Regions from separate parts of the Homo sapiens genome. Here region 1 is linked to region 2. The links are chromatin loops, found by intact Hi-C in ENCODE. Cell type or tissue: psoas muscle. All regions are shown on one strand. Links, peaks and the distances in the headings refer to the core of each region. The heading gives the core; the rest is flanking DNA.

The links. Hi-C counts contacts between places; a loop is a spot of excess contacts. Peaks named below come from ENCODE experiments on the same cell type or tissue, not always from the same donor. Only the 100,000 strongest peaks of a DNase experiment are listed, where the experiment ranks them.
Region 1: it touches region 2 in a loop (9-fold over the local background); 1 of 110 quality-filtered maps calls a loop at or near these places.

The regions. Positions count from the first base shown.
Region 1 is chr16:29,622,191-29,626,583 of GRCh38, reverse strand. It overlaps the pseudogene CA5AP1. Among named protein-coding and RNA genes, the nearest start is that of MIR3680-2, 25 kb to the right of the region's middle. In psoas muscle, for the core only: no CTCF peak of the experiment used is centred there; no DNase peak of the experiment used is centred there; H3K27ac peaks cover 348 bases.
Region 2 is chr16:29,932,610-29,937,002 of GRCh38, reverse strand. No RefSeq gene overlaps it. Among named protein-coding and RNA genes, the nearest start is that of KCTD13, 8.6 kb to the right of the region's middle. In psoas muscle, for the core only: no CTCF peak of the experiment used is centred there; no DNase peak of the experiment used is centred there; H3K27me3 peaks cover 364 bases.

The DNA of each region.
Region 1 (4,393 bases), core at 66-4,065, 310 kb after region 2:
CTCAGCTCACTGCAACCTCTGCCTCCCAGGTTCAAGCGATTCTCCTGCCTCAGCCTCCCGAGTAGCTGGGATTACAGGCATGCACCACCACGCCTGGCTAATTTTGTATTTTTAGTAGAGACGCGGTTTCGCCATGTTGGTCAGGCTGGTCTCGAACTCCCGACCTCAGGTGATCCACCCGCCTTGGCCTCCCAAAGTGCTGGGATTACAGGCATGAGCCACTGTGCCCGGCCTATTTACTTATTTTAAGAAAGGATCTCACTCTGTCACCCAGGCTAGAGTGCAGTGGTATGATCACAGCTCACTGCAGCCTCAACCTCCGGGGCTCAAGCCATCCTCCCACCTCAGCCTCCCAACTACCTGGGACCACAGGCATGTACCACTGCACCTGGCTAGTTTTTGTATTTTTTGTAGAGTCAGATTCTTGTTATGTTGCTTAGGCTGGTCTCAAACTCCTGGCCTCAAGCAGTCCTCCCACATCGGCCTCCCAAAGTGCTGGGATTACAGGCATGATCCATCGCGCCCAACCAGGTTGTACACTTTAGATGGGAGAGTTGCATGGTATGTGAATTCTATCACAATAATGCTGTGGGTTTTGTTGCTGTTGTTGTTGTTTGAGACCGAGTCTCTTTCTGTTGCCCAGACTGGAGTGCAATGGTGCAATCTTGGCTCACTGCAACCTCTGCCTCCTGTGCTAAAGCAATTCTTGTGTCTCAGTCTCCCGAGTAGCTGGGATGACAAGCACCTGCCACCATGCCTGGCTAATTTTTGTATTTTTAGTAGAGACGGGGGTTCGCCATGTTGGTCAGGCTGGTCTTGAACTCCTGACTTCAGGTGATCTGCCTGCCTTGGCCTCCCAAAGTGCTGCGATTACAGGCATGAGCCACTTCGCCCAGCCTATAATGCTGTTTTTTTTTTTTAATTAACTGGATAATTATAAACGTGAACACGTGTGCACAGAACTGATGCATGTGTCTGCCGGCGTGGACACTCCTGGGCTTCCTTCTGGTAGCTCAGCCACCTCTCTTGACCCTGACCCTCACTGCTTGATGTTAGGAGACAAGCCCAAGGCATCTAGGTTGCCGGCTTCCACCTTGGAAGGCCAGGGCCCAGCAAAGTCAAGGTGATGTGATGTGGCTGAGCAGGGAGGCCATCTTCCTTGCAGACAGGGACTCTGTCACTTTGGACTGGACTCTTGTCCCACAGTGCTGGCCAGGGACAGGTGCAGAGTTGTGCTTGGTTGGCATGGGATGCTGATGAAGGCTGTGTTGCGGCCAGGCCCAACCACCATGAGCCGAGATCATGCCACGGCACTCCAGCCTGGAAGACAGAGTGAGACTCTGCCTCAAAAAAATAAAAAAAATAAAAAGTTATAAATAGAACTACCCTATGATTCAGCAATCACACACTTCTGGGTATATATCCAAAAGAGCTGGCTGGGCACAGTGGCTTATGCCTGTAATCCCAATATTTTGAGAGGCCAAGGCAGGAGGATCACTGGAGCCCAGGAGTTGGAGAACAGCTTGGGCAAGATGGCAAGACCCCTTGGCTACAAACAATTAATTTTAAACCCTGGTATGGTGTCCTAGCTACTTGGGAGACTGACGCGGGGGGATCGCTTGAGCCCAGGAATTAGAGACTGCAGTGAGCTATGATGGCATCATTGCACTCCTGCCTAGTTGACAAAGTAAGACCCTGACTCTTTTTTTTTGTTTTTTGGCTGTGAGTGTATTCAATGCAAAATAATCCTCTCTAATTTTACTGAGGTGGCTGGCCATGTCCACGACCAAATCTGCCTCTAAACTGGAATTCGGTTGCTGACCCAGCCCGAGCCTTGGCTTTCTTGTCGGCACCAGGGGCACAGCACTCCGTCTATAGGTATGTCTGTTGGCTTCCCCTCTTGTGAGTCTTGCAGGTCGCCCACCCTCCAGACCTTTAGGCCGAGGCCTGCCAGTCCCTGGACGGCTGCAGCGTAGGGTGGCAGGCACAGTTTCCAGGGACAGATGAAGGTAATCACGGAGATACTGGATACCCTGATCGGTAAGGTAGCAGTAGAAATGTCTCCAGGCAAGCCAGGCACGGTGGCTCATGCCTGTAATCCTAACATTTTGGGAGGCCGAGGTGGGCGGATCACGAGGTCAGGAGATTGAGACCATCCTGTCTAACATGGTGAAACCCCGTCTCTACTAAAAATACAAAAAATTGGCCGAGCGTGGTGGCGGGTGCCTATAGTCCCAGCTACTGGGGAGGCTGAGGCAGGAGAATGGCATGAACCCAGGAGTTCAAGCTGGTCTTGAACTCCAGGAGGCGGAGCTTGCAGTGAGCCGAGATCACACCACTGCACTCCAGCCTGGGTGACACAGCGAGACTCCGTCTCAGAAAAAAAAAAAAAAAAAAAAAGCAACAATGCAGGGACTCCTGACACATGCTCCAATGTGGATAAACCTGAAGGACATTATGCCCAGTGAAATAAGCCAGACACAAAAGACAAAAACCACAGGATCCCACCCACATCAGGTCCCCAGAGTCCTCAGATTCAGAGAGATGGAAGCAGAATGGTGGGTGCCAGGCCTGGGGGAGGAAGCTGGACATAGTGTTTAGTGGGGTCAGGACAGAATTTGAGTTTGGGATGATGGAAAAGTTCTGGAGACGGATGGTGGAGATGGTTGCACCACAATGTGACTGCATTTAACGCCATGAAACTTTACACTTAAAAATTGTTAAGATGGGCTGGGCATGGTGGCTCATGCCTCTCATCCCAGCACTGTGGGAGGCTGAGGCAGGTGAATCACCTGAGATTGGGAGTTCAAAACCAGCCTGACCAACATGAAGAAACCCCGTCTCTACTAAAAATACAAAATCAGCAGGTGTGGTGGCGGGTGCCTGTAATCCCAGCTACTCAGGAGGTTGAGGCAGGAGAATCACTTGAGCCTGGGAGGCGAAGGGTTGCAGTGAGCCAAGATCGCACCATTGCACCCCAGCCTGGGCAACAAGAGCAAAACTGCATCTCAAAAAAAAAAAAAAAGGTTAAGATGGTAAATTTTATGTTATGTATATTTTATCACAATAAAAAGTAATATTTTTTGCAGCCAAGGTATGCTAAAAGAAATGGCGTTTTTATTATTTATTAATTATTATTATTATTATTATTATTTGAGACAGAGTCTCACTCTGTTGCCCAGGCTGGAGTGCAGTGGCGTGATCTCAGCTCACTGCAACCTCTGCCTCCTGGGCTCAAGAAATTCTCTTGCCTCAGCCTCCTGAGTAGCTGGGACTACAGGCGCCCACCACCACATCTGGATAATTTTTGTATTTTTAGTAGAGACAGGGTTTCATCATGTTGACCAGGCTGGTCTCGAACTCCTGACCTCAAGTGATCCACCCGCCTCGGCCTCCCAAAGTGCTGAGATTACAGGGGTGAGCTACTGCGCCCCAAGAAATGACTTCAAAAGGAAAAATGTAAGCACCAACATAAGCTGGTGTAATGTAATGTAATTCCCACCAATGTAAGTTGGCAGGAATCCTTGCTCTGTATAGAAGGGTCACATTTTCTTATCACTGCTTCCAAGTGTGACAGCAGTGGCCTCATGGCCTTATCTCGGGGAAAGCACTTCCTTCCAAGCACCATGAAGGCCTCCCGTGCTGAGACAAGATGGAAGCTCCTAGTCCCGCCTGAGGACTGACACGGCCTTGGCTTCTCGGTCTCTCAGGACGCGCGGGCGGCCATGCGCCCCTTCGACCCCTCCGCTCTGCTGCCCACCTGCTGGGATTACTGGACCTATGTGGGCTCGCTCACCACCCCGCCGCTGACCGAGTCGGTCACCTGGATCATCCAGAAGGAGCCCGTTGAAGTGGCCCCAAGCCAAGTGAGCCGTGCCCGTAACTGGCATGATGGCGCTTCATGGAAGGCGTCTCTCTTGCTTGGCAGCGTCACTAAGATGCTGCATAAGAGCCTTGAGGAGTTATATATATTCTTTCATGCATTTGGGGTGTTCTTACACAAGAAGAAAGTTCCAATTGAAGTAGGAGCTTGTTGAGATTGGACAGCGGTTCCAGTGATCACAGCGAGCATGTTCTGAGCAATGCCCTAATCTATCACACACAGACACACAAGGCATCCATGGGAGTTGTCCCAGCGTCATGGGTCTGCATGGTTTTTGTTTTCTTCCTTTTTCTTTTCTTTCTTTTTTTTTTTTTTGAGACAGAGTCTCGCTCTGTCGCCCAGGCTGCAGTGCAGTGGCTCGATCTCAGCTCACTACTACCTCCACCTCCTGGGTTCAAGCAATTCTCCTGCCTCAGCCTCTCGAGTAGCTGGGATTACAGGCACCCATCACCACGCCTGGCTAATTTTTGTATTTTTAGTAGAGACGGGATTTCACCATGTTGGCCAAGC
Region 2 (4,393 bases), core at 285-4,284:
GTCTTGCTGTGTTGCCTAGGCTGGTCTTGAACTTCTGGCCTCAAAAAATTTTCATGCCTCAGCCTCCCAAAGTGCTGGGATCACAGATGTGAGCCACCACACCTGGCCCTTTTCCTTTTTTTCAATTTAATTTAATTTTATATGCAGAGGTTACCAGGACATGTTGTGTGATGCTGAAGATTGGGCTTCTGCTGATCACATCGCCCAAGTAGGGAACAATAGCAAGTTTTTCAGCCCTTTCTCCTCCCTTCCTCCCCTCTGCAGTTCCCAGCTTCTATTGTTCTCATCTTTATGTCCATGTGTACTCAATGTTTAGCTCCTACTTACAAGTAAGAACATATGATATTAGGTTTTCTGTTTCTGTGTTAATTCACTTAGGATAATGGCCTTCAGCTGCATCCATGTTGCTGCAAAGGACATGATTTTGTTCATTTCTATGGCTGTGCATTACCCGTTTTCCTACCCTTTGTTCTGTTATTCATATTGCCTGTTATTGTCTTTAATACCCTTTTAATTAAAGTTTTCTTTATCTGATCTTCCTTATCTTCATCCTGTTACCTTTGACTCTCTATGGTCTTCTTTTGTAACTCAAGAAAAATTTGGCTCACACCTCTAATCCCAGCACTTTGGGAGGCCAAGGCAAGTGGATCACCTGAGGTCAGGAGTTCGAGACTAGCCTGGCCAACATGGTGAAACCCCATCTCTACTAAAAATACAATAACTAGCCAGGCATGGTGGCAGGCACCTGTAATCCCCGCTACTTGGGAGGCTGAGGCACAAGAATCGCTTGAACCTGGGAGGTGGAGGTTGCAGTGAACCAAGATGGTCCCATGCGGTTCCCATGATAGTGAATAAGTCTCATGAGCTCTGATAGTTTTATAAAGGGCAGTTCCCCTGCACACACTCTCTTGCCTGCCACCATGTAAGACGTGTCTTTGCTCCTCCTTCGCCTTCTGTCATGATGGTGAGGCCTCCCCAGACATGTGGAACTGTGAATCTATTAAACCTCTTTTTCTTTATAAATTACCGAGTCTCAAGTATCTCTTCATAGCAATATGAAAATGGACTAATACACCCATAATAATTTAAAATTAAAAAATTAGCAGGCCGGGCACAGTGGCTCACGCCTGTAATCCCAGCACTTTGGGAGGCTGAGGAGGGCGGATCACAAGGTCAGGAGATTGAGACCATCCTGGCTAACATGAGGAAATCCTGTTTCTACTAAAAAAAATACAAAAAAATTAGCCGGGCGTTGTGGCGGGCGCCTGTAGTCCCAGCTTACTCAGGAGGCTGAGGCAGGAGAATGGCGTGAACCCGGGAGGCAGAGCTTGCAGTGAGCCAAGATCGTGCCACCGCACTCCTGCCTGGGTGACAGAGCAAGACTCCATCTCAACATCAACAAAATAATAATAAAAAAAAAAAGTAAAAGAATTTTTAAAGTGCAGCAGAAAAAATAATTTTTTAAATGCTATGTGATGCTAATCATCTCCACATGAGCAGTTTATCTCTCCAGTAAATTATGTATTACAGTAAAAAGTGATCTCTTGTGGTTCTCCTGTGTTCTTTATTGTGTTTAGTGCAATACTGTAAGCCTTGTATAACACCACGGGACCCACGTGAAGTGCCACTAGTCATGCTGGAAGTGCTTCTAAGAAGCAGGGGAAAGTCATGACATTACAAAAAAAAGTTCAACTGCTTGATATGTAATGTGGATTGGGGTCTGCAGCTGTGGCTGCCCACCATTTCAGACAGATGATTCATCTTATAAACATACGACATAAACTTATGGTATACATAATACAGTACAGTACCATAAATATATTTTCTCTTCCTATGATTTTCCTAATAACATTTTCTTTTCTCTACTTTACTTTGTTGTAAGACTACAGTATATAATATATAAAACATGCAGAGTATGTGTTAATTGACTGTTTCTGTTATTGGTAAGGCTTCTGGTTCACAGTAGGCTATTGGTAGTTAAGTTTGGGGGGAGTCAAAAGTTATATGAGGCCAAGGCCAGGGGCAGTGGCTCACACCTGTAATCCCAGTACTTTGAAAGGCAGAGGTGGGCAGATCACTTGTGGTCAGAGTTCAAGACCAGCCTGGCCAACATGGTGAAACCCCATCTCTATTAAAAATACTAAAATTAGCTGGGTGTGGTGGCGGACACCTGTAATCCCAGCTATTTGGGAGGCTGGAGCAAGAGAAGCACTTGAACCCAGGAGGCGGAGGTTGCAGTGAGCTGAGATCACACCACTGCACTCCAGCCTGGGTGACAGATCGAGGCTCTGTCAAAAAAAAAAAAAAAAAAAGAAAAAGGCTGAGGTGGGAGGATTGCTTGAGGCCAGGAGTACAAGACCAGCCCAGGCAACATATTAAGACCTTATCTCTACAAAAGAAAAATAGTTATATATGGATTTTCAACTGTGTTGGGGTTGGCACCCCTAACCCCCACAATGTTCAAGGGTCAACTGCAGGAAGACTTGAAAATTGAAATTACTCCTTGGCTTATGGGCTGAAGAACAGATACTGCATTAGTAGGCAGGAAAACAGCATTAATTTCCTTGTACATCTCCATTAGAGCTCTTGGATGACCAGAGGAACTGTCATAATATTTTGAAAGGAATCTCTTTTTCTGAGCACTAGGTCTCAACAGTGGGCTTAAAATATTCCATGAACCATGCTATAAACAGACATGTGGCCATTCAGGCTTTTTTGTTCCATTAATAGGGGACAGGCAGAATGGATTTAGCATAATTCCTCAGGGCCCTAGGACTTTCAAAATGGTTAATGAGCATTGGCTTCAACTTAAAGTCACCAGACCAGCTGCATTAGTCCCTGACAAGAGAGTCAACCTGTCCTTCAAAGCTTTGACTTCTCCTCTCTAGCTATAAAATTCCTAGATGGCATCTTCTTCCAATAGAAGGCTGTTCTGTCTACATTGGAAATCTGTTGTTTAGTAAACCATCTTCATCAATTATCTTACTAGATCTTCTGGATAACTTGCTGCAGCTTCTACACAGCACTTGCTGCTTCATCTTGCACTTTTATGTTCTGCAGATGGCTCATTTCCTTAAATCTCATGAACTAGCCTCTGCTACCTTCAAATTTTTCTCCTGCAGCTTCCTAATCCCTCTCAGTCTTCATAGTAATGAAGAGATTTAGAGCTGTTGTGGCTGTTTTGATCTATTCAGGCCACTAAAACTTTCTCCATATCAGCAATCAGGCTGTTCCAGTTTTTTTTTTTCTTTTGAGACAGAGTCTCGCTCTGTTGCCCAGGCTGGAGTGCAGTGATGCGATCTTGGCTCACTGTAACCTCTGCCTCCTGGATTCAAGTGATTCTCCTGCCTCAGCCTCCTGAGCAAGACTCCACTGCAAAAACAAACAAACAAACAAACAAAAAACACTTGCTCAACACAGGGTTGCCACACATCTTCAATTTGTAAGAAATGCAATATCTGTGAAGAGCAATAAAGTGAGGTGTAATAAAACAAGGAGTGCCTGTGTATAATTTTCATTTAAACAATTTATGAAAACCATCACAATTTACTTAACTCATAAGATCAACATAAATACATTGAGAAGGCTTAAATCATGAGGGCCAGGAGCAGTGAGTGGTTCATGTCTGTAATCACAACACTTTGGGAGGCCAAGGTGGGAGAACTGCTTGAGCCCAGGAGCTCAAGATCAGCCTGGGTAACATGTGAGACCCTGTCTATACAACAACAACAAAAAATTGGCTGGGCATGGTGGTGTGTGCCTGGGGTCCCAGCTACTTGGGAGGCTGAGAGAGGAGGATCTCTTGAGCCCAGAAGGTTGAGGCTGCAGTGAACCATGATCATGCCACTGCAGTCCAGATGGGGTGACAGAGTGGGACCCTGTCTCAGAGAGAGAGAGAGAGAGAAAGAGAATTAACCCTGTTCTTGTACAAACCAAAATATCACGCTGGCATCATTTTTACATGAGTGAATAAAAAATTTAACTGAATCATGCCAAAAGCTCTTCTTTTGTCTTGGAACTAAGACCTTTTTTTTTTTTTTGAAATGGAGTTTTTGCTCTTGTTGCCCAGGCTGCAGTGCAGTGGCAAAATCTCGGCTCACAGCAACCTCCACCTCCTGGGTTCAAGCGATTCTCCTGCCTCAGCCTCCTGAGTAGCCGGGATTACAGGCACCCGCCACCATGCCTGGCTAATTTTTTTGTATTTTTTTTAGTAGAGACGGGGTTTCCCCGTGTTAGCCAGGATGGTCTCGATCTCCTGACCTCGTGATCCGCCCTCCTCGGCCTCCCAAAGTGCTGGGACTACAGGCGTGATAGATCTTTTCTTCTAACTGGAAGAGCAAAGGCTATTACATAAATATACTTTTTAGTGCCTATATGTACAGACACTATATAT